Linked DNA regions of Homo sapiens: regions 1, 2, 3 and 5 are each linked to region 4. The links are chromatin loops, found by intact Hi-C in ENCODE. Cell type or tissue: natural killer cell. All regions are shown on one strand. Links, peaks and the distances in the headings refer to the core of each region. The heading gives the core; the rest is flanking DNA. Region 1 has its middle 35 kb from the start of DUSP10. Region 2 overlaps LINC01655 (long intergenic non-protein coding RNA 1655). Region 3 holds the start of LINC01655 (long intergenic non-protein coding RNA 1655). Region 4 overlaps DUSP10 (dual specificity phosphatase 10). Region 5 has its middle 46 kb from the start of LINC01655.

Region 1 (6,293 bases), core at 654-5,653, 68 kb after region 4:
CCTGCTCATGTCATCCTTTGAAGAAATTAGTATAATCATCTTTATATCGCAGATGAAAAAATAAGCCCCAGCAGGTTTAAAAAGCAATGATCATCGTATATCTAAACTTGAGCACAACAGGAATTTGAACCTGAATTTTTTTGTACCATATCCAGAATTCTTCTGAGGTTCCGAACTCAGTTGTCTTGTGTTCAAAGCCTATAGGCCCTGTTACTGCAGGTACGAGCCTGAGAACAATGAAGGGGCGCTTTCCGGAACTGCTGTGTGAGCTTAATGCTATCTCTGCCATTTCCTTGTACTCCTTTAGCAAATCCTGTGTAAATAGAAGTTTTATTTGAACAAAGGAGAGTGTCCAGGATTCTTCAGCTTTGCCTTCAGCTTTGCAGCTGGAGAAAGTAAAATCTATGGAGATAAAATTTAAGCCAATCAAACAGCAAGAACAAGCAAAAAGCTCTCTCCTTCTCCCTTTTATTTCTTGCTTTTCTTGGTGAGCTTGTTTCTCTCCCTGACTAGGAATAAAGGCCTCTCTTTGGGCACAGACAGCATCTTATTCATCTTTACATATCTCTTCCTGAGATACAGGCATAGTGTTCTTTATGTTACAGATACACACCACATGCTTATTAAACAAAAATTAAGTTGTGTACATAACTCTTATCACAATCCACTGATGCTATAAAACTAAGTTAAGTTCACCATCCAGGCTGGGCGTGGTGGCTCACACCTGTAATCTCAGAACTTTGGGAGGCCAAGGTGGGAGGATTGCTTGAGGTCAGGAGTTCAAGACCAGCCTGGGCAACATAGTGAGACCCCCATCTCTACCATAAAATAAAATAAAATAAAATAAAATAAAATAAAATAAAACGAAATAAAAATAAAAACTTCATCATCTCTTGGCTTTTATCTCCTTCTAAGGAGGTCCTCTGAACCTGCCCACTCCTCAAAATGACAACATGTTTGGTGTTTGGAACACAGAAATTAATCTTGTGCTTTTAAAATGTATAGTTAATGATTAAGGAAGCTCAGACTTAGCACAACTCAGGGTTTTCCCTATGATGCAAACCAAAAACGGCCAATTCAGTCAGTTCAAAGAAAAAATACTCCACCAAGTTGTTAGGTGCTTTCCATAAACATTACTGTGTACCAAAGGATTTCACCAAGTTGGTAATCGTGTTTAACAATCTTCCATTATAAATGCACCTAATAATTGGATAGAGAGTGGGAAAAAGACATTCGATTGACTATGTTTTGAAAATCTTGATATTTGATTGAATTGTATTGGTGGCATTGAGGAGTCAAAGGCTGCATCTTCTGGGTCTGTGGTCGACACCTTGGCTTCCCAAAATGAGGACGGCAGCTACACTGACATTGCTTGGGAGCTTCTTAGAATGCAGAATCTCAGTCTGTGTCCCAGACCCAAAGGTTAAGAATCTGCATTTTAGCAAGATCTCCAGGGGATCAGAATGTACACTGACATTTGAGAAGCACACAACTTAACCTCTAGCGCTTTGTATTTGGAAATATAGAGGCACCAGATTTCACCCCACAAATTTGAGCAGGCAGAGTTGGAGGAATGTCTCCCTGTAAAACAAAGTTAGAGGAGACAGTTTTGGGCACTGCCTAGCTTTGGAGCCCTGGGGAAAGCCATGGCCAAAGAAGATTATGAAAGCCACAGCCGAGAGTCAGTCTTTAAAAAAAAATAACAGCTTTCTTGAGATATAGTTTACATATATGATTCACTCTTTTATATTATACAACCCAGTGAGATTTTGTATATTCACAGAGTTGTGCCACCATCAAAAATTTTAAAACATTATTATCACCCCTAAAAGAAATCCGTACCCATTAGCCATCAGTTTCCAATACCCTCATCAACTCCCCACGCTGGGCAACCACTAATCTACTTTGCATCTATATACATTTGCCTAATCTGGCTTTTCGTCTAAACGGAATAATACATAATGTGGGCTTTTGTGACTGGCTTCTTTCACTTAAAATAATGTTTTCAGGGTTTTGCCATGTTGCAGCATGTGTCAGCTCTTCATACCTTTTGACAGCCCGATAATATTCCATTGCACGGATTATACATTTTGCTTATCCACTCGTCTATTGATGGACATCTGGATTGTTTCCAGTGTTTAACCATCATGAATAAAGATGCTATGCACATTGGTTTACAAATTTTAGGTGTGAACATAAATTTTTACTGGAGAAAGTTTTTTTTTTTTTCTTAAGTGAAAGCAAGTTTGTTAAGAAAGTAAAGGAATAAACAATGGCTACTCCATAGGCAGAGTAGCCCTGAGGGCTTCTGGTTGCCCGTTTTTATGGTTGTTTCCTGATTATAGGCTAAACAAGGAATGGATTATTCACAAGTCTTCCAGGAAAGAGGTGGACAATTCCCAGAACTGAGGGTTCCTCCCCATTTTAGATCATACAGGGTAACTTCCTGATGTTGCCATGGCATCTGTAATTTGTCATGGCGCTAGTGGGTGTGTAGCAGTGAGAACAACCTGAGACAGTTTTGACCCTTAAACAAAGTGGGTGATATGGCTGTCAGCAAGAGAAAGGCAGGTAGGCAGGACTTCTGGGAGGAACAGCCACCTGCTCAGGAAGAAACCCTTCCACCCCAGCTCTTCCACTACCTGTGCAACCACCAGCAAATCACGAGATATCTCAGATCCACGTCTGCAAAACGGACATAAATCTTAGCCACATTGACCTCACACTTCCTTTTTTTTTGTGTTTCATATGGGATAATTAGCATAAAGCTGTTTTCAAAGGAAAAATACTACACAAAGACCCAACAGGATAGTTGTTCTTATCACATCACTGTCATTTTGGCAATTCTTGAAATTGCCAGTACCTAGTGAGCTAATGACCTTCTCACTCAGAACCAGGGAAGGAGAATCACACTCAGGCCTTTCTCTCTGGTGCCTGAAAAGATTTTCAGTACAGTAGAGATGTGATCTCATTGTGACTCTCAGAAGCTGTGCTTAGGCTTTCAGTCAATAGGCAACCTCTTTGGGGATAAAAGAACCATCTTATTCACAATGGCTTGCTGTACAAAAAAAATTAGAATAAAAGAATTATTTAATTCGTTGATTTATTCACTACTTTTTAGCATTTATGATGTGCTCAGCAGTGAGTTGTGTGCTTATAGAGGGTGGTGGAATGAGCGGCGGTAATATAAGAAAGTACTTGAAATTTGATGCTGCTTTTAGGGGAAGCCAATGTGGCCACTTCTGCTTTCTTATTGACTATTGGAAATGTAGTACAGTACTAGTAATTGTACTCTGGAATGGGCCAGTGGAAGCCAATTCGGAAAAAGCGGTCCAAGGAAGACTATAATGCTTGGAAGGAGAAGGGGAAAATGACAGAGGAAAAGAAGAGAAAAGATGGAGAGAGAGAAAGAGAAGAGAGAAAAAAGAAATTATAACTTCTTCCACCTTTAAGGAAGTGATGAGCCCACATATAGCCCAGGTGATTTTGAGCTAAATATAAAGCTTGTGAATTCCCCCCAGTGCCCAATTTGGCCCCTAGAGGTGGAGACAAGTTCAGTGGCCACAAAACCAGAGACTCTAAGTTCATAGAAGGGAGGAGAGAATGGTAGATGTGTGGGAGCAGGGAATTTACCTGCTTCCTGTTTCGGCCCCTTTTGCTAAAGTGAAATGCTGTGGTTTTGCTGGTTATACTTGTTAATACAATTCCCTCCCCTTGCAGGATATGTGTGTGGTAACGGCACCATCTGGGTTAGCGAAATAGATACTCCGAGGTATAACACACTAAACACAGCAGGATGTTTATAAAATTCTTAATCTGGGCCCTTTGGACCACCAAGAATAGACATAGAGATTATACAAGCAAATTACTAAATCAGGCTGAAACCAGACATATAAGCATTTTCATAAATACTTAAAAATTTACCTATACCACGAGAGGCCAACTCTCAGACCATTCTCTGAGAAATACTAGACCACCCTGAGATGCTGGTACCTTAAGCACACATTGTCTCTTCTTGTTATGTGGTCATCACCACCAGGATATCCGCCCCTCTCCTGCCCTGAACATCTAGAGCAATTTGGCTGGGCACAGTGTTCTTTCCAGAACATTTGATTGCTATACTTACATAAGGAGAAAACTCTATTTTCATTTGAAGACTTCAGACCTCCTTCACAAAGTGATACTGCAGTGAGGAAAAAATGCAAACTGAGGAGCCACGAAAGCTTGCAGCTGAAACAGTGGGGTCTTAGACAAATGATTTTGCCTCCTCATCTGTACCACAATAATAAGAAAGTTCATCCGACAGAAGTATTTGAAAAAAGCATCTGCTTTCATGTCTGGCACATAGTAGGCATTCCAAGAAGGCTAGTAGCTCTTACCCACGCCCCTTTTGAGGTGATTTTCGCTTACAACCAAGCCAGAAGGAAGTCATAAAGCTCACGGGCCTTACATAGAGAGGAAGCATCAGAGAGTTCTCACTCACAGCCCTCACTGCTCAGTGCAGGAGCCGCCCCAGTTGACAGGACTCACTTCCTCTGTCTACACTCCCAAACCTTCTGTGCCCAGCAGTGTGTGCACATCTGTCTACACTGAGCTCTAACCAGAGTGCCTGGTTGGGGTCATGACCTGGCTCATTCAGCAGCATGAGCTGGAAAGGACTTTGGCTAATAGGACACCTGGTATCCAATAAATTCCCCACCCTGTATTTGTGACTGCTAAAAAGCCGAGTACAGATGATAGGCAATTCATTTTGATGGTAAAGAGTGGCCCGTTCAGGGGAGAAAAAGGGAGTCCCCTAAAGAGACCCTGGGTGCTCAATGCCAGGAGCAGAGTGAGCTTGTGTACGGGATGTGTGCTAAGGATGTGTATAGCATGGTGAGTTACATTTTTAAAAAATCACAAAAAATGTACAGGTCTAGGGCTGAAAGTTCTTAGAGCTGCCTCACAAGAGTTGAGGTCCTTTCCCATTGTTTGCAATCTCAGATTGGTTCTTCTTCCCAGGGGCACATGGCACATAGCACTTTGGTGATGGGGACTGCTTTGCTGATGTCAGGGTCAAGGGGTGCATGGACCATGGGCAGAGTGCTGGGCTCAGCCAAATGGTTCTGGGTAGGTCTTGCCTCTTGTAGCTTCAGTTTTCTCTTTTGTCTGGTGAAGTTATTACGAAAACTCATCTCTAGCCTTGGCTTATGGGATAATATTCTTGATAGGACTTTGAAAATTTGAGATTTTGATAGAAGTGTAAGGGAGCAATTTTTTAGATTGGTTCTATGTGCCAAGGGGGAGAGGGCAAACAAAGGCACATTGGGGTGCTGGTTATGAGTTTGCTTGCACACTCGCAGTGTTCTCTTCCCTGGTCTGGGGCATTGTGTCTGTTCACACAGTTGAAAACCAATGGTGGCCGTGGGCAGCCCTGGACCTCCTAAGGACACAAGGCGAAACCAACCACCTAGCCACAAAACAGACGCAACCAGAGCCTAGCTAGCTCTCCAGCCTCTGGGCTCTCCCTGCATGGACGGCCACTCTACCTACCTCTAAGACCTATCTGGGCTTGGAAAAGGAAGCTCCTGAGCAGCCTCAGCCCTGATGGTGAACTCAGCATCAAGCCACAGCTTCTATCAGTCAGCCTGGAGAAAGCAGGCCCAGAGATGCACATTAGGATCCTGCCTGGCTCACAAATTCCTCTGCAGTGAAGTGACAGGAGTCAAGCTAGTATTGCAGCCTGAGTCATGTCACCTCCCTTGCAGGTTTCCTTAAGGTCATGAGTCTCCTGTGCATGGATTCATAATCCATGATCCAGTTTGAGTAAGTTGGCCCATGGTTTAGGCTTTGGTCCCCAAGCTTCTGTTTTGATATCTGTCTGCTATTCCCTGTCCTTCCCCTGCAACAATCCCATCCTCAAATCCAGTTTTCCTGCATTTCCAAATAGCACCTTCTCCGCTATGGTAGACAGCTTCAAGGTAGTCCCCACTCATCCTCACCTTGAAGCCATACCCTTGAGCAGTTTGCTCTCACATTCACTCGGGGTGACCTGTGTGACCACAGTAGCATGCAGCTGACGTGACAATGTACAACCTCTGAGGTGAGGTCATGGGAGATGTCGCGGCTTCTGTCTTGTGCCCTTGGACCCATCCCCCTGGGGAAACCAGCCACCTTGCCATCAGCCCCAGCAGCCTTGTGGGAGGTTCCCTGGGGAGGAACCAGAGCTGTCCACGAAGGGTCAGGAGCCACCTTGGAAGCAGATCCCAGGGTCCAGGCAAGCCTTCATAAGACTGTATCTGGCCGACATTTGA
Region 2 (6,293 bases), core at 386-5,385, 120 kb after region 4:
CTGCCTCTGGGTGAAATCTGTAGTCCTTACTTGCTGCTATTTTCTACCATCCTAATAATAGCTCATTGTTAGGCAGACATGACGCAAATACATTTCTCACTATCTTGGGAGATTTGGGGGGGGGGTCTTACCTTCTTATTTAAGTTCTTTGTTTAATTATTTAATTCTTTTCTTTTCTTTTTTTTTTTTTTTTAGTTTGTTCTCTTTGTTTGCCCTTAGTTGGTAAAGAAGACAAGTTGTTGATGAAGGAAACTGGCAAAATATCAGTACATCTTGAGTTCTTTGGTGATCTGCCTTTTCCAGAATCTTCTGATCTGTCCCTACACCTGCACAAAAAGTGCTTCATGCAATGAAACAGTCCTTACTGGGTGTCATAAGTGAGCTTACTAAATTTGGTGTGTGCCATCAATAACCCCTCACCTTTCCATTTGGGGTAGCATCTACCATCACCTCTTTTTTTTTTTTTTTAACTATCTTGTCTTGCCCTAGAACAGGTAGGAACATCTTATATTCAACAGTTTATCTTCATAGGTGCAGAACAAAGACAGAGATAGAAGTCATCCCTCTGCTCACCTGAGACAAATGCATATTTGACTTGCATTCAGAATCAGGCACATCCACCCCTGACCCTCTGCTGGGAGCATTTTTTATTTAAGATGTTTTTGGTTCATCTCTTGAACCTCCTCTCTACCTCCATTTATCCCTGAGTCCCACTCATACCCCTCTTCTTTATTACTCCCTAGAAAGGAAGTAGAAAGGCAAAAGACTTTTGTCACTGAGTCACTGAAAGAAAGAAACTTGATAATCTGGGAATTGAGGGAAGCCAAGGAAACACATCCTCAACCCTTAAGGTGAAGCTCCCAGTAGTCACCATTCCAAGAATGTGGGACCTCAAACTCAAGCACCTTTCTTGAGATAGAGTTAATAATGAAATCTGTGATTGGGAATGCATGTGTTTCTTTGTCTATCTCAACATTTTTTCAAGACCATTTTTGTAGCCATCCACAGCTGTTTTGCAGGTACAAAGAAAGGGGTCCTACTTCCCAGGCTATGGCTGTGAAAAGAAGATAAAATTTCAGGACCCCAAACTCACTATGCCAAAGGGGAAAAAAAAAGCTTGAGTCACCCAAAACTGCCTTTCATTTTGTTCCTAAATAGATAGCTACAAAGGTAGAAGGTTACAGGCCTCCCCAGGGGCCCTCCCTCACAATTCACTCACAAGAAAATTCTCTGTGCACCCCAAGATCTTTACCCTAAAACAGAGTTCTGTTGAATTTCACCCTGATAATGTAAATCAACAGCTTATCTTCATAGGTACAGAACAAAGACAGGATTAGAAGTCATCCCTCTGCTCACCTGAGACAAATACATATTTGAATGCTTCCTTTACTCTATGTTTACTTTATTTTACCTAAAAATGCAGATTCATTGAGCTGGAGCCAATGCATAGTTGACTATTCCTCTGTCCCCTCTTTTCACATTTAAAATGTGGATTCAGTGAACACGGATCTAGCTTCAAAAGAATGCCATTGCTTGCCTCTTTTATGTATTCTTCCCTTTTTATTTTTTCTTTCCTCTTTCCCCAACTGCTTACTCTTTCCCCTTTAAACGTTGAAGACCCCAAACCCTCTTTGGAAAAAGCACAAATCACAGGTGTTCCTTTTTCCTGGGTGCGTCCTCAACCTTGGCAGAATAAATCTCTAGATTGATTGAGTCACCTCAGCCATTTTCTTTGGTTTCACATGGCCAAAGCCTACCTTCCCTCTGTGGCCTTCCTTTGGTCATTAAGGATATTCTTTCTGCCATCAGGTAGGCAGGTGGTGCTACCTCAACCAGTGCCCATCTTCACATGGGCACCTCTGCACCTTACTCTGAGATGTGGTTGCCACTAAGCAAATAGGTATCCATTTGACTTTCAACTCTTTTTTTTAAATTAACATTGGCATTTTTAATTTGCTTTTTTCATTGACAAATAAAAAACAATATACATGTATGGGGTACAACATATATACATTATAGAACGGGGAAATGAAGCTAATTAACATACATTTTACCTCACACACATCATTTCCTGTGGCAAAAACACTTAAAACCTACTCAGTAATTTTCAAGTACACAATACATTGTGGTTAGCCACCATGTTGTACAATAGATCTCTTAAACTTATTCCTCCTATCTGGAATTCAGTATCCTTTAAACAATAGCTCCCTAATTCTCCCTAATTTTCAACCTCCTTTGTTCACAATGTCTTCAATTCTTCCTCCCAACCAGAAGGCTCTCCCCTCTCCATCCCTACAATCCAAATTCTCTGTATGATTCAGGGTTCAAAAGAGGTTCCAATCGTGCCGTGAGACTCCTCCCCCCACTCTGGTTCTTGCTGGTAGCTGTTTTAATTCTGTTCTCTAGCACTTGTTACAGTGATTCATATCCTGGATACGCATGTGAATCGCCTGTGGACTGTTTAAAAATGTAGACTCTGACTAGACAGACCTAATCAGAATCTCTGTGTGTGAACTGCAGGCATCTGTAGTTTTTACAAAGCTTCTAATGCACAGTGAGGGTATGAGAAAAACAGATAATATGTAAATGACTAATTTTAGTGTTTAACCATACCATGCCTGTTGCTACTTACCTGTCTTTTGAATATGTGCTTTTAACTTCTAGAAGACAGAAACCATATATTACTTTTTTTTTTTTGGTACACTACCCTTTCTTCCTACACCTAACCCACTCTTAGATCCAGGGCTGAGATGTTTCAATGAATATTTTGATATACATTTCTGCACATAGTAAAATCACCGAAGGGTTCAACAAACATTTTTGAATTATTTCACTGTGCCAGGCACTGGATCTAGGAAGATGAAAGCAACATGAGTCCTTTTAGACTAGAATCCATAGCTAACAGGTAAATGTTGTTGAGACTGTCATTTGGTTGTTGGGACACATATGGGGTCAAGAAAGCTTTGCTATGATTAAAATAATTGACTTTTGAAAGAGAATAGTGGAGGATGGAAGGAGCCTCTGGGTTTGCAAAGGATGAAGGTTTCAGAGTATTTTGAGGAGGTTCTACTATTTGTGCCATCATACATTCCACACCTTCCTATGCTGTGCAACAAGCAGGGAGAGGTTGTAAACCGAATACCTGCACATCTCCCTCCAAATGGCCACTCACTGGAAAAATAATCTATGGCTTTCCTGCTAAAGGAACATAGCGGGTGCATGAGGCTTATAAGAGAGAGCACATGCTATGGCATAAACATGGGCTGCATTCAGGTGTCCGTGGATGGTGTGTGTGCAAGTTCAGCTCTGCAGCTTTCTGCAGGCTGCTGGTATCTCCTTGTCCCATCCCTCAGCTCCTAGGGCTGCCCAGGCAATATTGGGAAAATCATGTGGGGCTTCTCTTAGGTGTCCCACTCTGTCCTTCCCATATCCATCTCCCCTGGAGTATTTTCTCCTTTTATTGCCAGATATCCCCAAAATCTCTCTTCTGTTTAGCAAAAACTTTGTTGTGTGTGTGTGAGTTGGAGTCTTGTTCTGTCACTCAGGCTGCAGTGCAGTTTTGCAATTATAACTCACTGCAGCCTCAAGCTCTTGGGCTCAAGGGATCCTCCCATCTCAGCCTCCCTAGTAGCTAGGACTATGGGCACCCACCACCACGCCCAGCTACTTTTTAAACATTTTTAGAGATGAGGTCTCACTATGTTGCCCAGGCTGGTCCCAAACTCCTAGCCTTGGCTTCCCAAAATGCTGTTATTAGAGGCATGAGCCACCGTGCCCAGCCCTAAAATCAATTCTTGAGAATGGACAGTATAACTAAATTTACAGAAAGGTGTACTTCACGGATAAAGCACTTGGATCTTACCCAATAAATAAGAAAAGTAACATTTATTGAGTTCCTAATGTGTGCCAGGGTCTACTATGTTGACGCATTATTAGCAAATTAAATAGGGAAGATGATTGGAGGGTTGGGGTCTCCTACACCTCAGCACCTGTGACACATAGATGATGGCTTCCTCTTCTTCCTCCTAAGATGAGCCTTGCCTGCTGCTTCGTGAAGGACTACACACTTAGTCTTGATTTCAGATCCCCTTCTGGGCAGATCTCAGAACCTCTCTGTGTTTGCTTTTTTCCTACGAGCAACTAGTTCCTTTTGTTCCCAACTCCTTTTCCAAGAGGCACAAAGTTACTTTCTAAACTAGGCCACTGGTTTAAATAGTAACCCCTAGGAAAGAAGAGTTTCCAATGAGTGCTGCCATCTTGACAAACGGCCTTGATTCCAATGCATCCTTCTACCTATGATCTGCATACATGCAATATCAATCTTAATTTACATGTGATTTCAATCTGTATGCAATATTACTTTGTATATGTAACATCACCCTTTTACATGCAATGTGGCAGCAATCCATTTACTCTAAGGGATCATAATGGTTCCTACCTGATAGTGTTGTAGTGAAGATTTAGTGAAATAATACAGGTAATGAACCTACAACAGGGCCCAGCATAGAGCAAGCACTCCACAAAGGTCCTCACTGTTGTCATCACTTTCCCTTCTGAACAGACTGTTGATAGTGTGATGTTCCTCAGACTACCTTCATTAGCTCCAACCTGCCCAATATCCTCCATCCCTCCCTCTACCCACAGACTCTCCCTTCTTCCTCTTTCCATAGAGTTTCTATCAATGGTAGTGGTGGTGGTAGTAAGAGCAGAAACAGAATTAAGAATAAATGGAAAGGTATTTCATGTTGCCTAGTTAGCCATAACTAATTATAATTGTTTCCTTAGCATCAATAAACATGAAAGACTTCTGGCTGTAAAGGCATGTCAGGCACTGCTCCAGCTGGAGTTTCCAGCCCTCTCCTTGCTTCCTGTCACATATAACTGCAGGCTGCCGCTAGACACTGTGGCTTCTTGTTAGACCTGCTTTGTGTGAACTTTGCTGTCATTGGGAATTTAATCATCTTTCTGAGGCAGGGACCACTGCTTTGTTAATCTGAACCAAGTTGTGATGTCAGAAAGGAAAACTACCAAAGTTTGGTCCCAATGTTATGAATAACTACTTAAGGTGCTCTGTCTCTGTCTAAAGAAAGAAAAACACAGTGATCCTAAATGTAAGTAATTCATCATGACATAAAGAGAATTAAAGGAAAATTAACTTTGTAGCATAAAACAGCAGTGACATATAAACCTACAAAACGAGTAGAAAAGATACTCAGGTTAAAATTATGGGTTTAGAGGAGGTCCATGGAGTGAACTTAAAATAAATGTATAGTTACAGAAAGGGTTGAGAATCTCTCAGGCACTTTAGCCTCTGGCTGTCCTAGACTATGGGATGCTGTTTATGTTCTATGCTAGGACAAAACCAAACAGGCCCACTGGAAGCAAGCCAGGTCACTGGTGATATTCCTAGGCCTGGCTGCAGGAACCTTTGGCGGATACATGCCCTTCCTTTGTTTGGAGAAAAATGTTATCCTCTCTTACCCTCTGCTCTTGACTAAACAGATTCTATACCATCATCCCCTTAGGAAAAATGGGCAGGATCCAATCCCAGTTTTCTGTCTGTGTAATGCAGGCATTAGGAGCCACTGGGCAGCACAGCCTAGCGTTCTCATTTTCTTTTTAATATAATAGCTTTTTTGCAAAGAACGTAAAAGCAGTTGTGCAGCTACATTTGGCTTTAGCAAAAGGAGAAATCTGTGAAAATTTAAAAATCAACACAGAACAAGGGGGACTTTATTTGATTTTTAAAGGATTGTTGTCAAGGTACCTTGTATCTGGGTGGGAAGAAAGAGACTATCAGGTTTAGGCTGAGAGTTACATTTGACTCTGCTTAGTGGGGCTTCTGTCCAATTTCTTAATACCCTGGTGTCAGAGAGACAGGGGCTCCCCTGAGACAATTTCAGGTTTGTTTGGTGCTTTGAGAGGCCAGGCTGGGGAGAGGTTCAAGGAGGTGCCTGTTACCACCAATAAGAACAAGGGATGCATTTCCAGGGGCTTGGTTTGGAGTTGGATGGAGTCTACCTTCCACAGGGACACTGGCTATTTGGGGACAGATATAGGCTACCAAGGTCAAGTGCTTAATCCTCAATCCAACACTTCAATGCTTCTTTCAATAGACCAAATTTCCTCATACTCACCCAAGTACTTCCAGATTTAAGAGGGCACTAACATGTAGTGTTAGTGAACCCAATAATATGTATATTACTATGGATGGATGGAGGAATGTCAATGCCAATAGCTAGTCACAGGACACAAGTTCTTTGCTAGTAGAGTTAGGTGAAAAATAATCTAGG
Region 3 (6,293 bases), core at 705-5,704, 130 kb after region 4:
ATAACCCTTCCAAAGCAGGTGACAGAGCCAAGATTTGAATCCAGGGTTTAGATACTACAGCCCATCTTCTTCTTCTAGAGCTACCAAGGGATTAATAGCATATCACACCTAGGCGTGCTATGGTGGGAAGCAGAATGCCAGGGGAACGTGTACTTCATTCAAGTCATTGCAAATTAGTTTATTTGGGTAATCTCTTCTGGCACATCATTTAGCAATAGCAGAGGATTTAAATTAGATTTTCTTTAAGGGGATGTCTATGACCAGATTCTTGCTTGAAGACCTTCAAGGCAGGCACTAGTGGTGGGGCCTGACATCTACAGCATGTCCTTGTGAAGGAGAATCTGAGCTGGCCCCTCTACCTTCTGAGTTACTATGCTAAGAAGGGAAACAGACAAACAGCAGGAGGTTGCAGTTCCCAGAAGAGGCATTGTTCTTCTTCAACCACCTCTGCTGTCTGCCCTGTTACCTAAACAAGTATTACTCCAAATACCTGAAATAGTCATCTTCCAGGAATACACCTGATACTTGCAAAACAGGACAGGCTTCTGTCCATAGGACTTCAAGATGCAAGTAGGTTTTGGGTTTTCTCTGCATGCCTGATTGGTGCTTGTTGTTTCCCTAACACCAGTTCATTTTCTGATTCTTTTCTCTTTGGCCAAGTGCCTCCTTTTCACACTGTGTTAGTAACAACCATTGGGGAGACCAGTGGCATGCATGGCTGGCTTGCATAGATCCCACTCTTCAACTTCATGTTCGAGCATATGCCATCTATTACATCTCCCCATTCTGTGAGTGATGTTGCAATCAATACAAATAAACTTCAGGGGCCCTCGGCTATAGGTAAACTGTGCCAGCATAAATCGATGAGGTGTTGAGAAACTCTATGTCACATACTCTGATGCTCTGTAATTCTACTTTTCTGGCTACCAGAGCCCTCCCACAGATTCCAGGGCTTGGTTCAGAAATCTCCCTGCCTTTCCCAACTTGGCTCACAATGATCCCACCCAGAAATGTGGACTTCTCAGGAGAGACAATGGAACAATGGGAACTATGAGGGCTGCGTTATTCTCACTATTTGACTCAATCTGAACTGTGTCCACTGTAACAGTTAAGGTGTAGGCAAATCTCTCTCAAAATCATCCCTGGACCACCAGCATCAGAATTAGGCACCTGCTAAAAATGTAGATCCCCTCAGGACCTCCTATTTATTCAGAATTTCTGCAGTCAATACCCAGGAATCTGAAGTTTAGACAAGCTCCCTGTTGTGTCAGTGCCCCTGAAGGAAACTGATGACACACTCAAATTAGGATAATTTTAGGAGGGTTTAATAAAGGGACCATTTCAGAGAGGTAGTCGGGGTAAGGAGAAGTCACAAGTGCTGTGCGCTGTTAACAGCCTAGGTGCAGCTATGCAGGGGCACGCGCGGCAAATGGGTTACTGGAATCTGGAGCAGAGGGACTGTGGGAAGGGCCATAAGATAGGATGTGCTTGGAATTTTGCCATGGAGGGACTCAGCCAGTGCTTGATGGCCCAATAGGGGTATAAGGACACCAACCTCACTTTGCCAATCTTCTGCAAACCAGAAGCCAGAGGCAAGAGAGCCTGTAGTTTTGCTACACAGGAGGCAGCCCCCTAGGGCATGGGGCATGGTGAGAAGGACCGTGAGTGGCTCTGCAGGACAAATGGAGACTGCCCAGCCTCTGACTCCCCCACAGCAAACCTTGAGAACCACTGGGCTAAACATCTTTCTTGTCTCCAGCCGATGAAGGCCAGTTTCAGTTCATAAGTAAATGAGACAGAGGGTGAAGGGGAGTAAAAGAAGAGGTGAAAATGGAAGATCCTATTACGGGAAATCCAGGGAAAGCCAGAGATCCAGGAAAAGAGGGTGAGGGAGTTGCAGGAGTGTGAGCAAGTCTGTACTTCACTTCCCTGGTGTGCTCCAAATTCCCCTCATGCTGCCCTGCACTTTTGGTCACCTTCCCGTGTGTGTGTGTTTGTGTGTGTGTGTGTGTGTGTGTGTGTGTGTGTGTGTGTTTTTCTGCCTCATTTTGCTTAGCACGTTTTCCCTAACTCCCCAACCTAGCGTGAGACTCTTCTTTTCAGTGCTCTGGGAACTGGAGGCAGCATTTTGTGTGTTTTAACTTTCTGTGGTCTCCATGATCTGCTACAAGTGGTTCCCATGTTCATGGGCACTTTTTCAAGACTTCATCTGACTGTTTCTGGAAGAGTCTGTGACTACAGTAGTCCTTCCTTATCCACAGTTTTGATTTCTGCAGTTTTAACTACCCTGCAGAACAGTACAACAAGATATTTTGAAAGAGAGAGAAAGACCACATTTCCATAGCTTTTATTGCAGTATATTGTTACAACTATTCTAGTTTATTGTTGTTAATCTCTTAGTACACCTAATTTATAAACTAAACTTTATCATATATATACATGTATAGGAAAACACATAGCACATAAAGAGTTTGGTACTATCAGCAGTTTTAGGCATCCACTGGGGTGTCTTAGAATATATTCCCCATGGATAAGGGGGCACCACTATACTTTCTAGCAAAGTTGTGACATTGAACAGAGAGGTGAGACACCAGTGAGAGCTACCAGACCAAAGGTGAGTGTTGGGGGAATCCTTAGAGAAAGCTCATTTGACACTTTTTAAAGAGTTTATTGAGGAGCTTGTTCAAATTCAAGATTAACTAAATTGTCTCAAATTACATGTTTTCAGACCAGGGATTGCTGCCAGCTCCCTAAAAGTAACCATTTATCTTATGGGTTTTTAGCAGTTCATATTGTGGAACTGGTCCCAAATCCTACCTTCATGATTTTTTTAAAATATGGAACACTTCACTAATTTGCATGTCATCCTTGCACAGGGGCCAATGCTAATCTTCTCTGTATCATTCCCATTTTAGCATATGTACTGCTGAAGCAAACAACGAAAAAACTATGCATTTTTTTTCAGTAAGAAAAATGCATACTTTTTTCCTTCTTTGATGACAAATTTTGCCCTCCAACTATATTTTCTTTGTTACACACAGCTACACTTTGCTATGCCCCTTCATCCTTCTTGTTGCATTAGATTCCATGTAAAGCAAAGAGAATACAAATTAGATGTATCTCCCATCTACCTGGGGAAGTCTGACGGCAAAGCATAAAATCCATTGACTTTTCCCCTCTGTTTTTAACTGAAAATGGAACTCAAATCACACCCTAAATCCATCCATTTGTTCATCTAAGTGCATACGCATTTCACCATAAAGACTCAAATCCACTGGGGAAGAACAAACAGTAATAGTTTACATTTACTGAGCATTTACTACATACCTGTCATTATTCTGAATGCTTACTATAGATTATTTTATTTAATCCACACGAGCACACTATGAGGCAGGTACTTATTATTGCCGCTTTTCAAATGTGGAAGGTGAGGCACACGGCAGTTAAATAACTTGCCTAGGCTCATACTCCTGCTAAATCTTACAGCCAGGATTAAAACCAAGGCGGTCTGACTTCAGAGCCTGTGCCCTGAACCACAAAACCATGCTGCCTCTCTGAGTATGAAGAGTTTCTATACTTAAGTTTGCGCCTCTGTTTCCTTTCGTTATTCATTTTTTATCAACAGACATTCAGAGTGTCAAGCGCTGGTGGCGAGAAGCTGAATAAGACTGCTTCTCCTTTCGAGCAGGAACATGGGAGGTCTACAGAACAGGGGAGTGACAGATCCCTGCAATATATGTGAGAGGCAGAATAGGAGGTAGGAATAAAGTGCCCTGGAAAGACAGAGCAGGAAGAGACATTTCAGGAAGTTTTTGGAAAACTTCCTGGATGAGGTCACAGTTAAGCCTGTCAAATAGCAGGTACTTAATAGGTCTTTTGAATGAATGGCAATAGAAATTCATCAAGAAGAGAAAATGATGATAAATAAAAGAAACACCAAGGGCAGATAGTGGCTCTTGACTTTGTTCCCCATTTTGAGACCCCATTTGTGTATAGCAGGTGGGCAGCAGAATGGGAGTTCTTGAGATTTAACTCTCGTGAGGTTCCCTGGGTCCCTGTGTGCCTGAGTCAGGACCTAAATGTGGCTGAGAGTCCAGCTCACCGGTGGAGGGGAGGAAAGGTTCCTTTTCTTTGCACATCCATCGCTAGGTTCATGGGTAAGGTGCCCCTTACGAAAGACAGATTTACAAGAGAAAGGTATACAAATGTATTAATGTAAGTTTTATGTGGATGGAAGCCTTTGGAAACGAAGACCCAAAGAAAGAGAGAAGCTTGTTTATTTTTATGCTTGGGTTGATGAAGAGTGGATAGTCATGGAGAAATATGATTGGAGGACAAAAAGGTGTGATCTGATGGTAACAACCTTGGGGGAACTTAGCAAGACCTCCTTGTTCAGATTCTTCCTGGCCTCTGTGTCTTTGAGGATAAGGATGTTCCTTTCCTCTAGGTATAGAGATGGCACCTTTTTTTTTTTTTGAGACTGAGTCTCTTTCTGTCACCCAGGCTGGAGTGCAGTGGTGTGATCTCAGCTCACTTCAACCTCTGCCTCCCGGGTTCAAGTGATTCTCCTGCCTCAGCCTCCCAAGTAGCTGGGACTACAGGTGTGTGCCACCACGCCTGGCTAATTTTTTGTGTTTTTAGTAGAGACAGGGGTTTCACCTTGTTAGCCAGGATGGTCTCGATCTCCTGACCTCATGATCTGCCCACCTCGGCCTCCCAAAGCGCTGGGATTACAGGCATGAGCCACTGCACCCGGCCTGAAGGCACCTCTTGAATGAGGATCTTGTGGTCTCTTTCAGGTGGTCAGAAAATTCTGTCTAGGTTTGATAGTCTGCTTTAGGGGAGAAGGGCAAGAGGAGGTCAGAGAGTGTCCTTACTGCTTCTGCTGTTTTCTAAAATGCCAAGGGGCCATATTTTGGAGCAGCCTGTCCTGAACTCCAACAGCAAAGGTAGAACAGGGCAGAGTGATAGCCTGGTCAGGAAGTGAATGAATGGGACTCACAGCCACACTGATTGTCTCTAGTGACACCAAGAGCTCAGGTGAGGCTAAATCAGCCAGGAACCCCCAGGGGCCCAAAGAGGATGGTCAGGAGTAGGAGGAAGACATCACAAGTCATAGAAAAGAGATAGGAGGGCCGTTTTCTCTGCATATGCCAGTTATAACAGTTGAATTTGCACTCCCCAGTACTCCTAGAGACTCTAACATTGTGAGAAAGCCAATTCTTTCAGAATGTGGAAGACTCGTCAGTTGGACCTGCCAAATCCACCTGTATACTTTGCTATAGTATCAGAAATGATTCTTTTTTATTTTCTCTCTCCCCAAGGACCAAGATGGATTTCCAGCCTGGATGTTTTGGCGGGGATTCTACCCAGCGGTGGGGGGAAGAACCACGTGCCCTTCCAACCTTGCGTCAGCAATCCCATGAGGCCCGCCATGAGTCACTGCCAGTGGCCCAGACTCAGTTGTGTGGAGTCTCACACCCTGGGGCGAAACTAGCTAAGTTCATGGGTCTTTCCTGTCTGTGTTCTCAGTGACTCACCCGAAACAGATAATAACAGTGAGGTTGGGCACACCATGTGACTGGTGCCAGCCAGAACAGGTCATGCTGTTAACCCTTGGATCCCAGGCCACCAACTGCTGACTCCCAGGCCCTGGGACAGGCCCATGACACACTTGAGTGGTATCTCCTTCCTATCTCTCTGGGATACTTGGTCAAGGTTTCAGTTTTGGAAATATGACCTTCCCTTGTAAAGGATCTCAAACTTGGGGTGGTTACTGATAGAGACTGCATCAATAACTATTACCCAGGAGGGGCCCATTGTCCTAAAACACCACCAGAGCACAAGTGAGGAGTTTTCATTCATCAAATTGGGTGTTCTTCAAAGTTTGCCAAGGTGCAGATCCTGACCCCTTTCCTGGTTCTTTCCATCAGTTGGGTGATTCCCAAAGTCTGGGGAAAGAAAGAGAAAGGAGGAATTTAAGAATGGAACAGATGATTTCTCCCACCTCAGACAAGCAGACTGTGAGCTCACCGTGTATCTTAAGTATTTGTGGGCAGGGTCCCAGGCAGGACTGTAACATGTCAGCATATGACTTAAAGGCTTGGTGACAGAACAAGGATCCACCCAGCTCAGCTGCCCTGCCAGGGTGTTCTCATTGCCTCGCCAGCTTCAGATCACTCCCCAGGGATGCTGCATTCATTATGAAAACCTCTGGTCAAGGTTGAAAGCCTGCAGGATATGTACTATGACCTCATAATTCACATGGGATAGTCCAGAGGTCTCTAAGACTC
Region 4 (6,293 bases), core at 398-5,397:
CTCCCCATTAGAATGAGTTTGCATTGTAGCTCATGCATATTTTAAATACATATATAAATATGTATTTAAGCAAAAAAAATAAAAATAAAAATAAAACAAAACAAAACAAAAACTAAAAGTCCATTTGGAGACCCAAGACAAGCTTCGGGGAGTATCACTGCATGGAACACTTTGGAAATGTGCTCTTTCTACAAATGAGGGCATGTTCCCCTAGCAAGAGTTCCACGCGGCATCAGGCAATCTTCCTCAGCTGCAAATGTGACCTGCCTCAAAGAGCCATATGCTCAGTGGCCTACATAGAACCCTGTGCTTTGGGAGCCAAGAAAGGCACAGATGACCTCCTCGGGTGGAATCTCAGCACCACAGGAGCATGTCTTGCACCCTTCATAGCTCACCTCACCCAGAGGGACAAGTTTGCTCCCAATACAGCAGAGTGGTTACAAGCAGGAACATTGGAAGAGACAGGTTATCTTGATTATAATCTGGGTACCATCATTTCCTGACACTATTACTTAAGTTCATTTATCTCTGTGCTTCAGTTCCACCATCTGTAAACTGAGGGTGATGGTGTCTCCCTTTGAGTGCAATTGTGAGCCTGAGATAAATGAATACGTGTAAAATACTTAGCACATCTCCTGGCACACAGTAGAACTCAGCAGGCATTCACTATTTTAATTTATATTATTTATATGATTGCCCACAGGTGAAATCAGCAGAGAAGTACTTGGAAAAGACAAGCCAGGGTGGGGTGTGAAGGACTGCTCTTATAATCTTTTTTGATATTCTCCACGTAGGGCCCTGACATTTATCAACCCTGACTTTCAGTAGAACAGAATGTGAGAGCAGCGCGGTTGCTTACTCCTCGACTTTCCAAGGCTTGTGGGCACATAAACCCATCAAGAAACCTCTTTTGGATGTGTGAATGCATGCTTTTGAGCTTACGGCTCTGCTCTGCCTCCCACGAGTTATGGGTCTAGTATAAAAAGCTTATAAACTGTGCTTATTTCTCCATTTTTAAAATGCAAACCTTCCCCTGAACAAGTGCAATCTCACTTTTGGGAATGGATCTTAGGGAAATCATCTAACCAAAGATAGTTAGCTAGATATATGGAGATGTTCACTACAATGTTATCTGTTTTATATATATTTTAAAAAGGCCAAGTAAAACACAAAAATAAAAGAAAAAAAGTTATTACATTCATTCCACGGAGTATTATGTAGCCTTTAAAAGAGTAGTTGCAAAAAGGATGTGAAAATAAATAAAACATTTTGGTTTAATATTAAATTTTTTAAAAGCTAAGTAAAAAACATTGACCAAAAGCTGAAGAACTGTACAAAAAACGAACAATTGTTTAAATTAGGGAATTTACGGATCATAGTTTATTGTTTAAATTTTCTGCTAATATTTTTACACACAATGGCATGCACAGATAAACCCAAAGGATTATTACAAAGCTCAAATTATAATAATATACATGTAAGTGCTATAAAATCTGGATTGACATTATTAGTGCCAACTGAGCTCTAACCCTACTCAAACAGAACTAGATACACTCTGGCTTTCCCTTTGAAAAGAGGGGGAAGTGGAAAAGTCCTATTAGCTGAAAGCCACCAGAACACAACATCTACCCTCAAAGACAGATGGCTTGTGGCTGTCTTGATAGTTCCAGGAGATAAGGCAGAAAACCCAAAGCATGAACAAGAGACGGTTATGTTGCAATAAGGACAGGAAGTCTATCTGTCCACTAGCCTCTGAGCCTGGCATATGTTCTTCTCCATTTCAAGTCTCATCTTTGACAAACCACAGCGGGAAACTCCAGACCATAACCTAGACCGAGTCTCATGACTTTTCACAACCAATGGACCCGGAGCTGGCTGTGTAAAAGAGAGAAATCATATTTTCCTTAAGGTATGGTTATGATCCAAAGAAAACTCAAAGGGCAATATTATGTTCACTTTACTCATTGAAAGTAAGAAGTCAAAACCTACCCTAGCTTTTTGAAAAGAAAAACAAGAGCTATATACGAATTTCAGTTGATTTCTAGAATTAACCTCTGCCCTTACATATGATAGTTTATTCTGCTAGGCAATTATGACAATAAAGTTTGAACCTGAAGAGATAATTCTGAAGTAGAAGAAAGAAAATATGGAAAATAACTTCACCAGTGAAGACTTAAAAAATAAATAAGATAAAAACTACCCATTGTCATCATCACAGCCTCCACAAAAGGGATTCTGAAGAGTTAAAATCTGCTCAGCTTCGCCTCCACAAAAACCCAAATTCCACACAGATTCTGTGATGGGAACCTAATTCACTTTTTTCTTCAAAAAAGGCAGTTGTTACATTTTTCCATATAAGATGAGAGGGAAGAACAATAAAACAAATTCAAAAGAAGGCTCTAAAAGCAGGGGAAAAACCTCTCTGTTCTTATTTAGGGTACTCAAGCTGTAATTTGTCTTAAAAGCAGCTAGTTTAAAAAAAAAAAAAAAAACCAACACATGCTAGAAAACCCCACACACAGAAAAAAGCAGCGTCCAGCTTTTTAAAATTCTGCCTCTACACCTCCTTTCTCAATGACATCAGCTGGAGGCTCCCCACCTGCCCAGTTGCCATAGCAGTTACACAAAGACATACAATGACATCAGTTGGCATGATATCAGCTCTTTGAGTGCAAACAATACAAGAAGAACTACTTTGTTTAAGGCCTTTGGTGCAACTGTGTTCTGGGGAGCCAATGATGTAATGCTAACAGGTGGCATGGGCCTTCCATTTGCCTAATGGGGGGAAAAAAACCCGTGGCGGAGTGGGGGGAGGAGGGAATTTGAGACAGACACACAGAATGCTCCAAATCACAGAGCATGCTTATGTGCAAAAGTATGGGTGCATTGTATGTTTAAGCCATGTAGGAACTCTGTTCTTATAATATTTGGAGGTGGGAGGGGTGGGGGTGGAGAGAAAAGGAGATATTACAATTTAAACATATAAGGTAAACAAGGAAATTCTCCTTGAGGGGTCTGAAGAAATAGTCTCCTGTTCAACTGCCACTCTGCTAATCAACTTGGGCATCAGTTTTCCATAAGGCTTATGCACAGCTCTGTACTGCAGTTAAAAACTCTCTCTGTGGACGGTGCTTAAAGTAAAAAACAACGAGTGGAAGCTCACAGTGGTGGCTTTTTCCAGAGAAGTCTGCAGGAAGGATTGTTTTCTTCTCTTGGGGAAGGGTTGAAATTGAAATCTGGAGGGGAGGGGGAAGAGTAAAGCTAATCTGGTTTTTCTTTTCCAGTTACTTTCCTCCGACCCTACCCCATCAAGTATCACCAGAGGCCAAAGTGACTGATCACTTAATGAGGAACCCTGATGATGTTATGTTTATTACTATTTAAGAATATTAGAACATGATAATTAACAAACAAAGCAGGAGCAGTGTAGCATGGAGGTTAAGAGCAAAGGTCAGAGACAAACCACACCTAGCTGCAGTTATGATTCTGCCTCCTAGCAGCTGTGAGACCCTGTGCAAGTCAGGTTCCCTCATTAAGCCTCAGTTTACCAATCTATTAAGTGGATGTAATATCATCTACCCATCAGGGTCATAGTTCAGGAAGCCTATGTAAAGGTTTTGATACACGACCAGGTATTCGATAAATAATGTCTTATTACCCCCAATATCATCACCTTTGTTCTAAATTCCAACAGATCTATGCACACGCATAGTCCATGAGAGCCCTAAGTGCAGTGCAGTGATTCAGAGAAGGAGTATTGAGGCTGGACTTCTTGGGTTTGAATCCCCAGCACAGCCAAACACTAGCTATGAGACCCTGGGCAGGTTTCTCACCTGTCTGTTCCTCAGTTTCCCTGTATACAAAACAGGGATAACAATAGTACCTACCTCACTGTACTGTTGTAATGATTAAAGTGGTTAATAAAGTACCTTAAAACAATGTCCAGCACATTGTAAGTGCTTTTTCTTTTCATCACTTTGGGAAACTACCATTTTAAAGATCTAAAAAAAAAAAAATCTGCTTAATATAAAGACTCTATATAAGTAAACTAATGTTCCTGAGTTTTTACTTTTAAAATTTTATTTAACAAAAAAGAATTAGGAACCAAGGTATCCGAGCAGTTTTAAAGTTTGCAAAACATACTTTTAACATAAAGAAAGCAACAGCTCCCTATTTTTCCTAAACAAATATATCTGATTTCACTTTGTTGGTCCTAGCTTTCCTAACAAACACTGTCTTTGCATTTCTGGTTTTTCCACAGAATTGGATTTTGAAAATAAAACTGTTCTTCCCTCCTTCTTCCTTTCCTCTAATTTCTACCAAGGTGGCTAACTTCCTTATGTGCACAAGAGCCTGCAGTTATTAGTGCGAACATATTGTAGCCATGAGCAACAATGCTGGGGTAGGGTGAGGCAAGGCGGGGTGGGGGGGCAGCAAACATTTTCAAAGCTTATGTCAAAAGTAGGTTCTCTGCCAAAATGAGTATGGTCAGTACATTGATTCTAAATGGCAGCAACAAAGAATACCTAGCACCCCTAAAGAACTATATGTGGAAATACTGCCTGCCAGTTTCTTCTAACACACGGTCAGTTCAGTGACAGTCCTACTGAAGCAATGGATTCTAGTTTTAGTGGGAAACTTCTCTTTATAGATGCATTTCAGCTCCTGTTGCTGTTTTGGCGACTGCAGTCCTAGAAACAGAAGAGTCCTCTGTAATGTGATTCAGAAGCAATGCGCTGGGTTGTGAGTTAAAGAAACCACATCCAAATGCAGAATCTATAAGCAAGAGATTTTTATACTCTAAAGGTGGACAGCCCTTTTTGGTCTTATGCTAAGCTAGAAAGTGAGCTGTTTCCAGAAATTTAAGGAACACTCTCACTGAAGGTCAGCAAACAGAAGTAATGTCCAAAGACCAGGGGGAGGGGTGTAGGCTAAAATTGGACTCTTCTACAGTTTGCTATAAGCATATTGATCACCCCTCTCTGTTGCCTAGTTTTTCTTACTGAGTAACCAGTCTTTTAAAGTAAAACAGTACCTTGATGATAGTGGTTAAGATCATAGACTGGAGCCAGATTGCTTGAGTTAAAACTCCTGACTCCTATCACTTACCTTGTAACCTTGAGCAAGTTATTGATGTCTCTGCATCTCAGTTTACATATCTGTGACTTGTAATATAATAATTTCTATCTCACAGAGCTCTCAATATGGATAAAATGCTACATGAGAGTTAGGTGTTTTATTATAAGTGGGAGAGACATTGCTGTAAGTTGCATACTATTTTGTTTATACCAGGAACAGATGGATGCTATGATATACTCCATGGAAACAGAACATCAGAGCCACTCAAGATTCTATAAGCACAAGAATCTGTGGAAGAACAAAGCCTGGATGAACTGGAGCTGATGTCAGGCTGCCAAGGCTGAAATCTTCTTCAAAGACAGGGTCAGAGTCACTTCATAAGTTTCAGGGCAGAATATCACCTATCTTAACAGGAGAAACATGTGGGGTGGTGGTGGGTACCAGCTCGATCCACAAAGATTATTTCTACTTCTTGTTTTCTATGAAATGTTCTTTATACTCCATAGATGTGATTGGGTATTTTACAGTAGGAATTGGGTATTTTACAGTAGGGTATTTTCAAGTTCAAGATGAAAATCATTCCTACTGTAAAATACCCAAGGAAGTATTACTTAAATTGTCTTAGGATCTTGCCCCCAGGGAACTTGTATTTCTTTCCCAAGAAGAGTAAAGGGAGGCCCTATCAAACAGAGGCAGAGAGAGTTGAATGGGAGTGCTGTCTCACTAGGTATAAGGTATGAAACAAGAGATAAAGAAGTATTTATCTTACTCAGGGGAAGAAAGAGATTTAGGAGGCTGACTATGAGTCAGAGAGAAGTCTTCTTATGATCACGTCATTTGACTGCTTCCCTCAAACCAGTGTGGTCTGGCTTACATGTGAGATGCCTTATGTTTGAAAAGACATAAACAAGGAAGTATCACAAGCTTAAAATACACACATATACATAAAACTTCAGATATACTCATATAACATAATGGGATCTTGAATCCCATTGAGTACCCATCCACATTATTTGGCTTGCTATATTATTAAGTCTTTTAGGAAGATATATCTAAAAATAAGTTAGTCCCTCCATTCATGGGTTTTTCCTGTGTGAAGGAGACACAGTTATCTACAGATATATCTTAAAAGCCAACTCTAGAAAAGACAGTGGATGATATATAAAGCAGCAAAAAAAAAAAAAAAAAAAAAAAGAGCTTTGCCTTGGATTTAG
Region 5 (6,293 bases), core at 373-5,372, 85 kb after region 4:
CCCAGGAGTTTGAGACCAACCTGGGCAACACGACAAAACCCCATCTCTATAATAAAGACAAAAAATAATTTAACAAAAAAGATGCTTTTCAGAAACCATGGCTGTATAGAAATATCATTCCGAATGCTTGCAAAAGACCCAGTCATTGAGTGGCAGCCTTAACTCTCTTCTTTAGAAACTCAGTTTTTCATCTGAGTTTGTTTCTTTCTGTGGGCAGACCATGTTGCTGGTCCCATTGCTTTGGCTGATGAGTTCAATTATTTCCTGAATCAACTCCAGCCCATTGTTTTCAGACTGCTTCATGGTCATGGAACTTTGATCATAACACTAGTAAATGTGTTCCTTTCGCCCTGGCAAGGCAGGCTTACATATGAAATGATAGCATAACCTCACATCCTAGTGCAGGGGAGAACTTCAATCACTGTACTGCCATCTTCACCAGCACAAGGAAACACCTATAAGTCTTTTTTTTTTTTTCTATTCTTACACATTCTTCTTACTCAGGAGTCAGCAAACTATGGTCTTTAAACCAAATCCAGCCTGCACTCTGCTTTCATAAATAAAATTTTATTGGAACACAACTATGCTCACTTTTTAAAAATGTCTTACTTCTGGCTGTCTTCATGCTACAATGGCAGAGATGAATAGTCATAACAGGGAACAAATGGTCTAAGAAGCCTAGAATATTTACTATCTGACTCTTTACAGAAAAAGATCACCAACTCATGCTCTAACTTACTTTATTTTCTATTTCCATTGCTTGGACTGTTGTGATTTCCAGATTTGAGATTTCTTATGTGATCATCTAATATTTCATAATTCTTCAGTGACACCCATTGTCTCCAGTACAAATCCCAAATGAATTCGGCATACAAGGCCTTTCATAACTTGGTTCCTATCTAGATTTCTATCCTCTTCTCCATCAACCACACACATTTTCCATCAACCACACACATACCCTTGTGATAGAACCACAATAAGTTTGTCCTTCACGTGTAAATAGCCCAGGCTCTTGTATCTTCTGGTATGTTATAGGTTATGTTCTCTGCCTGGAGTCCACTTTCTTCATGCTAGGCAATAAGCCACTCTTTCTCTAAGAGCTAACCTATCATCTAGCCTTCATAATTCATCACTTTTCTTCTCCACTGTGTTTTAATAATTTGTTTTCACATCTGCCTATCCTATAAAACTGTGTTATTTCTTGAAGGCGGGGAACTCTGTCAATTGATTTTTATATTCAGTGTGTCCGACACATATTTTGGTGCATGGTAGATACTCAGTAGATGTTTATTTGACAAATGAATGGGCCAATAGAGAAATGCATGCCATGCGTATATTGGTGCTTCCATTAGTAAAGCACATGCTCTCCTTGGGATGAACCTCCCTATCTCCCACTCCCATTAACATTATCTGACAAGAGTCCGTTTTATGTGGGACAAACATGGGCTTAGCAATGAACATGAAATTGATGAACATGCTCTGTCTGCAAGTCTGCTGCTCACTAGCCCAGGCATCACTGGCTGAGGCACGTAACTTCTGCCCACTGGCCTGATCCATGAAGGTGGCAGAACAATTTATTTTTCCTGAAAGACTGTGAGCATTAGTCCCTATATCAGAAGAAGGTATAGAAATAAGGGAGACTATATTGGAATGTCTAAGGGAAAAGCCATGCCTAGGGCTGCCTGGACGTCAGAGACAGGTGAGAGTGCACATGTGTACACTTGGTAAGGCCAAGGCAGCTCTGCTGACAGGAAGGTTACCTCTGAGCCACGTGACTCAAGCTGCACAGAGCAGAGTCAGCCTTTGGAGAAGGTCAATGTGGTGAGGAGGGAGGGAGACTAGGACTTGGAGGTTTCTTTGGGCTCAGTCATTGGCTCAGTATTCAGCAGCAATTTTAGCCCAAACCTCAAGTCATAGACCAAGCAGAAAGAGCCTGGATTTTCTAGGACTAAATCATGGGTAAGGAGGAAGATAAGACAAGAAAAATGCATGGGGAAAGAGGGAGAAATAAGAAGAGATCAAAGCAGTCAGGGTGAAGAAATAAAAATAAAAGCAAGGGGGTGAGATCACATGAGCAGAGGTGGTAGACTGTGACCACTTGTCATTCATAAGGTCTCAGGCATTTCCTGGGCAGCTTCTCTCCACTTCAAGCCTGTATCAGTTCCTCTACCGATCAAGCCGGCATTTTCTGCCTTTCCCACCTCTGTGCTCTCTCCCTCTTCTCTTTTTCCTTTCATCTCTTCCTCTCTAGTTCTCTATCCCTCCTCCTGCCTGCCTTAGCCTCTATTCTCCTCCTTTTTTCCTCTCTCTCACTACTCTTCTTGCCCTATTTCCAAAGCCTCCTTTCCAGTGTTAACTTGATCCAGAAAGGATCTTGCCTCTTGGGGAGAGAGCTCAAAAGCAGTGAAAAGAGGCTGCTTTCTATTGGAATTGTCATGGAACCATGTCTGAAAGTACCAGGCTGGAGCACTGGCTCTATCCTGCCCCTGAGAAAAGTGACTGAACTTTCCTTTACACATACACACACACACACACACACACACATACACACCCCCCAACAACATGCCTACCAATTCAAACGCTCTCCTACACAGGAGACTGTAGTCTCCTGGCTCAAGGGAACAATGCCATTGTTCAGAATGTTTAACCTGATTCCTTTGTGGGGAGTTCCAAACTATCATAACCAAATTCTGATGTCATGCTGGTGGCAGGGAAATAACCCATCTGCTCTGGGCTAACCACGTTACATCAAGTTTTAATTACATGCAATTATATTGGTGGAGAGAGAAGAGGATGACTTGAATTGAGGCCCTGTCAGTAATCACAGGCTAGGCTAAAGGGACTTTTGCTGGGGAAGTTAATGGGTGCCCTTACACAGATGATACAAATACATGCTCTACAAAATGAATCAGTTGCCAAGTTCTGTTGGTTCATCCTGAGTGATGTCTGGGATTCTCCATCCCTCTGTTTCCTTTCCATTTCACCCTAGTGCCCCAGTTCAGCTCCTGTTGCTGTAATCCCAGACTATTAGCGTAGTCTTCCAAATACTTTCCACCCCTCCTGGAGCTTCCCTTTTCAACCCAAATTGCCTGCTAAGGGTAAATTGATTGTTGTAAAGAAAAATCTCATCATATAAGCTTTCCACTCACCTATAGAAAACAGCTCATTCTCTTGCCACATTTGTGGCTCCTAGCACATCTCCCACTATCCTCGTATATGGATCCTAGATTCTGGCCATGGTGGACCTTGAATATTCTCTAAACATGTCTCATGTTAATTATCATTGAAACTTTAAAAAAATTCAGCTGCAATATCTGATACTCCTGTTTACCTAATCTTCCAGACCCACTCATCTATGGTCTGGACTCTGAAGCCTCTTTATGATTAATGGTTCAGAAATGATGTCTCCCTCCCCTGAATCTTTAGAGCATTCAGATAGGTTTTATCCCTGTAAAGTGGCCCAATGAGGACACAATGGTCTGTACTAATAGCTCATTGAAGGCAGAGTTAGTTTATATTTAATCCATCTTTTATCTCCCACAGTGTCTTACACAGAGTAAAAACTGAATAAATAAATGATTTTTATCTATTGAACAAGTTTAAATACAATGGGGCTTGTAAGTTGAAATGGATGTCAAGGAAATAAAACACAAGGACAGAAAAAAATGTACAAATTACATATACAACCAATCTGACAGTCCATTGTGAGACTAAACCAATGCCAAGAAGTTGTTAGAAGCTTATGGATGGAAGCAAAAGGGTATAGAGACAGTGTGGGCGAAGTCTTTGAGACCAGAGGAAGATTGTGACTAAGTGGGAAGTTTTCTGTGCTAAGTGGTGTGCTGGCTGCCTTACCACACATCTCTCATTCAATCCTCACAACCACCCCGTGTTACATGTGAGGAACCTGCCTAGGGCCACACAGCTGGAAAGGCAGAGTCAGGACCCAAACCCAAGCTCCCAGACCCCAAGCCCATATTCTCTGCATGGCACAGTACTATCCTTCCCCTAACATATTGTCCCTGATGTAAGATGTCTGTCGTATCAAAACTACTGTCATTGTTATAGAAGTTAAAGTAGAAAGAAATTCATTTTTAGAATAAAGTTATACAAACTGTATTTTGGTTCTTTGTACTTCCCGGAAAAAAAAATTATGTTTTATTAAGTCACCTTTGCCTTGTCAAAATATTAAGACACTTTAAACACCCCTCTCTCCCCCTTGCTCCCTTCCCTGCCACTAACTCTATGACCCCAACCCTGTTCCCAAAAGCCTTGACAACTGCACTCTGTTCACCTGATTGTTATGACTTTATTCTTATATGTATGGCTTTTTGCTTGTGTTTTAATACAATAGTTATACATACATACATATATATAAAGTTATATATATGTGTAGTCACATATACACATGTATATATATATATGAGAGAACTTGAAAAAGTTCATGGAAAATGGAATTAAAAGATAAATATAAAGTATACGATCTTTATTTCTCAACATAAATTCTATCAAATTCAAGACATAATTGTAAGTGATGATACCAGCCATTTAGTCCACCCCTAGAGAACTGAGGGCCCTGGGAATTTAATCACATCAATGCAGTATTTTTTACATTATTAACTGGAGAAAAATGGGTGCCCTTTAAAGATTTTCTAAGGTTAGGAAACAAAAAGAAGTCAGAAGGAACCAAATCAGAACTGAAAGTGGGATGCCTAATGATTTTCCGTTGAAACTTTCACAAAATTGTCCTTGTTTGATGAGAGAAACAAGCAGGAATATTGTTGTGGTGAAGAAGGACTCTCTAGTAAACTTTCCTGGGCATTTTTCTGCTAAAGCTTTGGCTGGCTTCTCAAAGCACTCTCATAATAAGCAGATGTTGTCATTCTTTGTCCCACCAGAAAGTCAACAAGCAAAATGCCTCGAGCATCCCCCAAAACTTTTGCTATAAGCTTTGCTCTTGACTGGTCAGCTTTTGACTGGATCACTTCCACCGCTTGGTAGCCATTGCTTTCATTGTGCTTTCTCATCTGGCTCGTACTGATAAAGCCATGTTCTATCTCCAGTTACAATTCTTCAAAGAAATGCTTCAGGATCTTGATCCCACTTGTTTAAAATTTGCATCCAAAGCTCTACTCTTGTCTGCAGCTGATCTTGGTGCAACAGCTTTGGCACCCATCAAGTAAAATGATTGCTCAGCTTTAATTTTTAAGTCAAAATTCTGTGAGCTGAACCAATTGAGATATCTATGGTGTTGACTATTTGTGCTATTAATCATTGGTCCTTTTCAATTAGGGCACAAATAAGATTAATGTTTTTCTCACAAATCAATGTGGATGGTCTGCTGCTATGGGCTTTATCTTCAACATTGTCTCATCCTTTATTAAAACAAGTTATTTATTTGTAAACTACTTATGCCTCTGTAAGCTTTTTGTAAAGCATCAGTGATTTTACTATTTTTCCACCCAAGTTTTAACATCAATTTGATCTTTTTTTCTTGCTTAAATTTTAGCAGAATTCATGCTGCTCTGTTAGGGGCTGTTTTCAAATTGAGGTTTTATTCTTGTTAGTGCCTCAAATTGGATTCTATTCAGACATGTTATAACAAGTTCGTACAGGTTCACTTTGGTACAAAAAATCTTAAAATCCATGCATAGTTTCTTCATAATACACATTTCCCATGAACATTTTGAAGATCCCTTGTGCATATAGAGATACATATATATTTAAAAAGCAGGAAACCATTATCACAATTTACCATTGTTGTGCACCAACTATTGGTAGGCATGAACTAAAGAAATGTAGGTACCTTGAGAACAAGGGAGTCATCCTCCTGCATACACAGTGTTTGCTTTGTTGTTGCCAAAATCCATCACTGTGTCTGGCATAGCAGACATTAACTAAATGGCTGTTTACTAATGAATGAAGACAGGGAGGATGGAGTGGGAGAAAGAGGAAGGGCCATGCAGTTTTTGGTGTGTGCTTTTCAGGAACCAATGCATTTATCTTTTAATGTGATGTTACTCTGTCACCATTAAGGAAACTCTTGCTTCTTCTACTTCCACACCAGTCCAAATCTTTGAGTAGGACTCCCAGAGATCAAACTAATGGATTGAAATCAAGAAAATTCATTTATGTGGCACTTTGTTCATGAATTCTCCCAACCATTGGTTGGATCAAATGTCATTTTATCAGTCACCAGTTTTAACATTCTTTTCCAAACCCAAGCCAGTTTCCAAACCTAAAAACCTGATTGTGTTCCACCAAAATAACAGGTTACATAGAAAACACCTCAG

What was found. A loop is a pair of places that touch in the nucleus more often than their neighbours do. Peaks named below come from ENCODE experiments on the same cell type or tissue, not always from the same donor. Only the 100,000 strongest peaks of a DNase experiment are listed, where the experiment ranks them.
Region 1: it touches region 4 in a loop (6-fold over the local background); 9 of 110 quality-filtered maps call a loop at or near these places.
Region 2: a loop joins it to region 4, with 5 times the contacts of the local background. A loop is called at or near these places in 2 of 110 quality-filtered maps.
Region 3: it touches region 4 in a loop (8-fold over the local background); 2 of 110 quality-filtered maps call a loop at or near these places.
Region 5: it touches region 4 in a loop (12-fold over the local background); 3 of 110 quality-filtered maps call a loop at or near these places.

The regions. Positions count from the first base shown.
Region 1 is chr1:221,774,278-221,780,570 of GRCh38, forward strand. No RefSeq gene overlaps it. Among named protein-coding and RNA genes, the nearest start is that of DUSP10, 35 kb to the left of the region's middle. RefSeq lists enhancers at 3,293-3,382, 3,453-3,502, 3,533-3,582, 4,633-4,682. In natural killer cell, for the core only: no CTCF peak of the experiment used is centred there; DNase peaks (open chromatin) are centred at 3,704, 4,034 and 4,434; H3K27ac peaks cover 3,075 bases.
Region 2 is chr1:221,827,431-221,833,723 of GRCh38, forward strand. It overlaps LINC01655 (long intergenic non-protein coding RNA 1655), which reads right to left. Exons shown (of 4, transcript NR_125989.1): 4 at 236-326. Among named protein-coding and RNA genes, the nearest start is that of LINC01655, 10 kb to the right of the region's middle. In natural killer cell, for the core only: no CTCF peak of the experiment used is centred there; a DNase peak (open chromatin) is centred at 2,411; H3K27ac peaks cover 3,421 bases.
Region 3 is chr1:221,834,503-221,840,795 of GRCh38, forward strand. LINC01655 (long intergenic non-protein coding RNA 1655) reads right to left here and starts at 6,164. Exons shown (of 4, transcript NR_125989.1): 1 at 6,034-6,164; 2 at 5,806-5,951. It also overlaps the pseudogene RNU6-403P. RefSeq lists a silencer at 1,697-1,903 and enhancers at 4,849-6,048, 4,865-4,944, 5,315-5,364. In natural killer cell, for the core only: no CTCF peak of the experiment used is centred there; DNase peaks (open chromatin) are centred at 3,579 and 5,499; H3K27ac peaks cover 1,404 bases.
Region 4 is chr1:221,706,528-221,712,820 of GRCh38, forward strand. All of the region lies in intron 2 of DUSP10 (dual specificity phosphatase 10), which reads right to left. Among named protein-coding and RNA genes, the nearest start is that of DUSP10, 32 kb to the right of the region's middle. RefSeq lists enhancers at 1,482-1,591, 5,825-6,004. In natural killer cell, for the core only: no CTCF peak of the experiment used is centred there; DNase peaks (open chromatin) are centred at 1,764, 2,644 and 4,714; H3K27ac peaks cover 4,848 bases.
Region 5 is chr1:221,791,733-221,798,025 of GRCh38, forward strand. No RefSeq gene overlaps it. Among named protein-coding and RNA genes, the nearest start is that of LINC01655, 46 kb to the right of the region's middle. In natural killer cell, for the core only: no CTCF peak of the experiment used is centred there; DNase peaks (open chromatin) are centred at 1,819, 2,119 and 2,749; H3K27ac peaks cover 1,057 bases.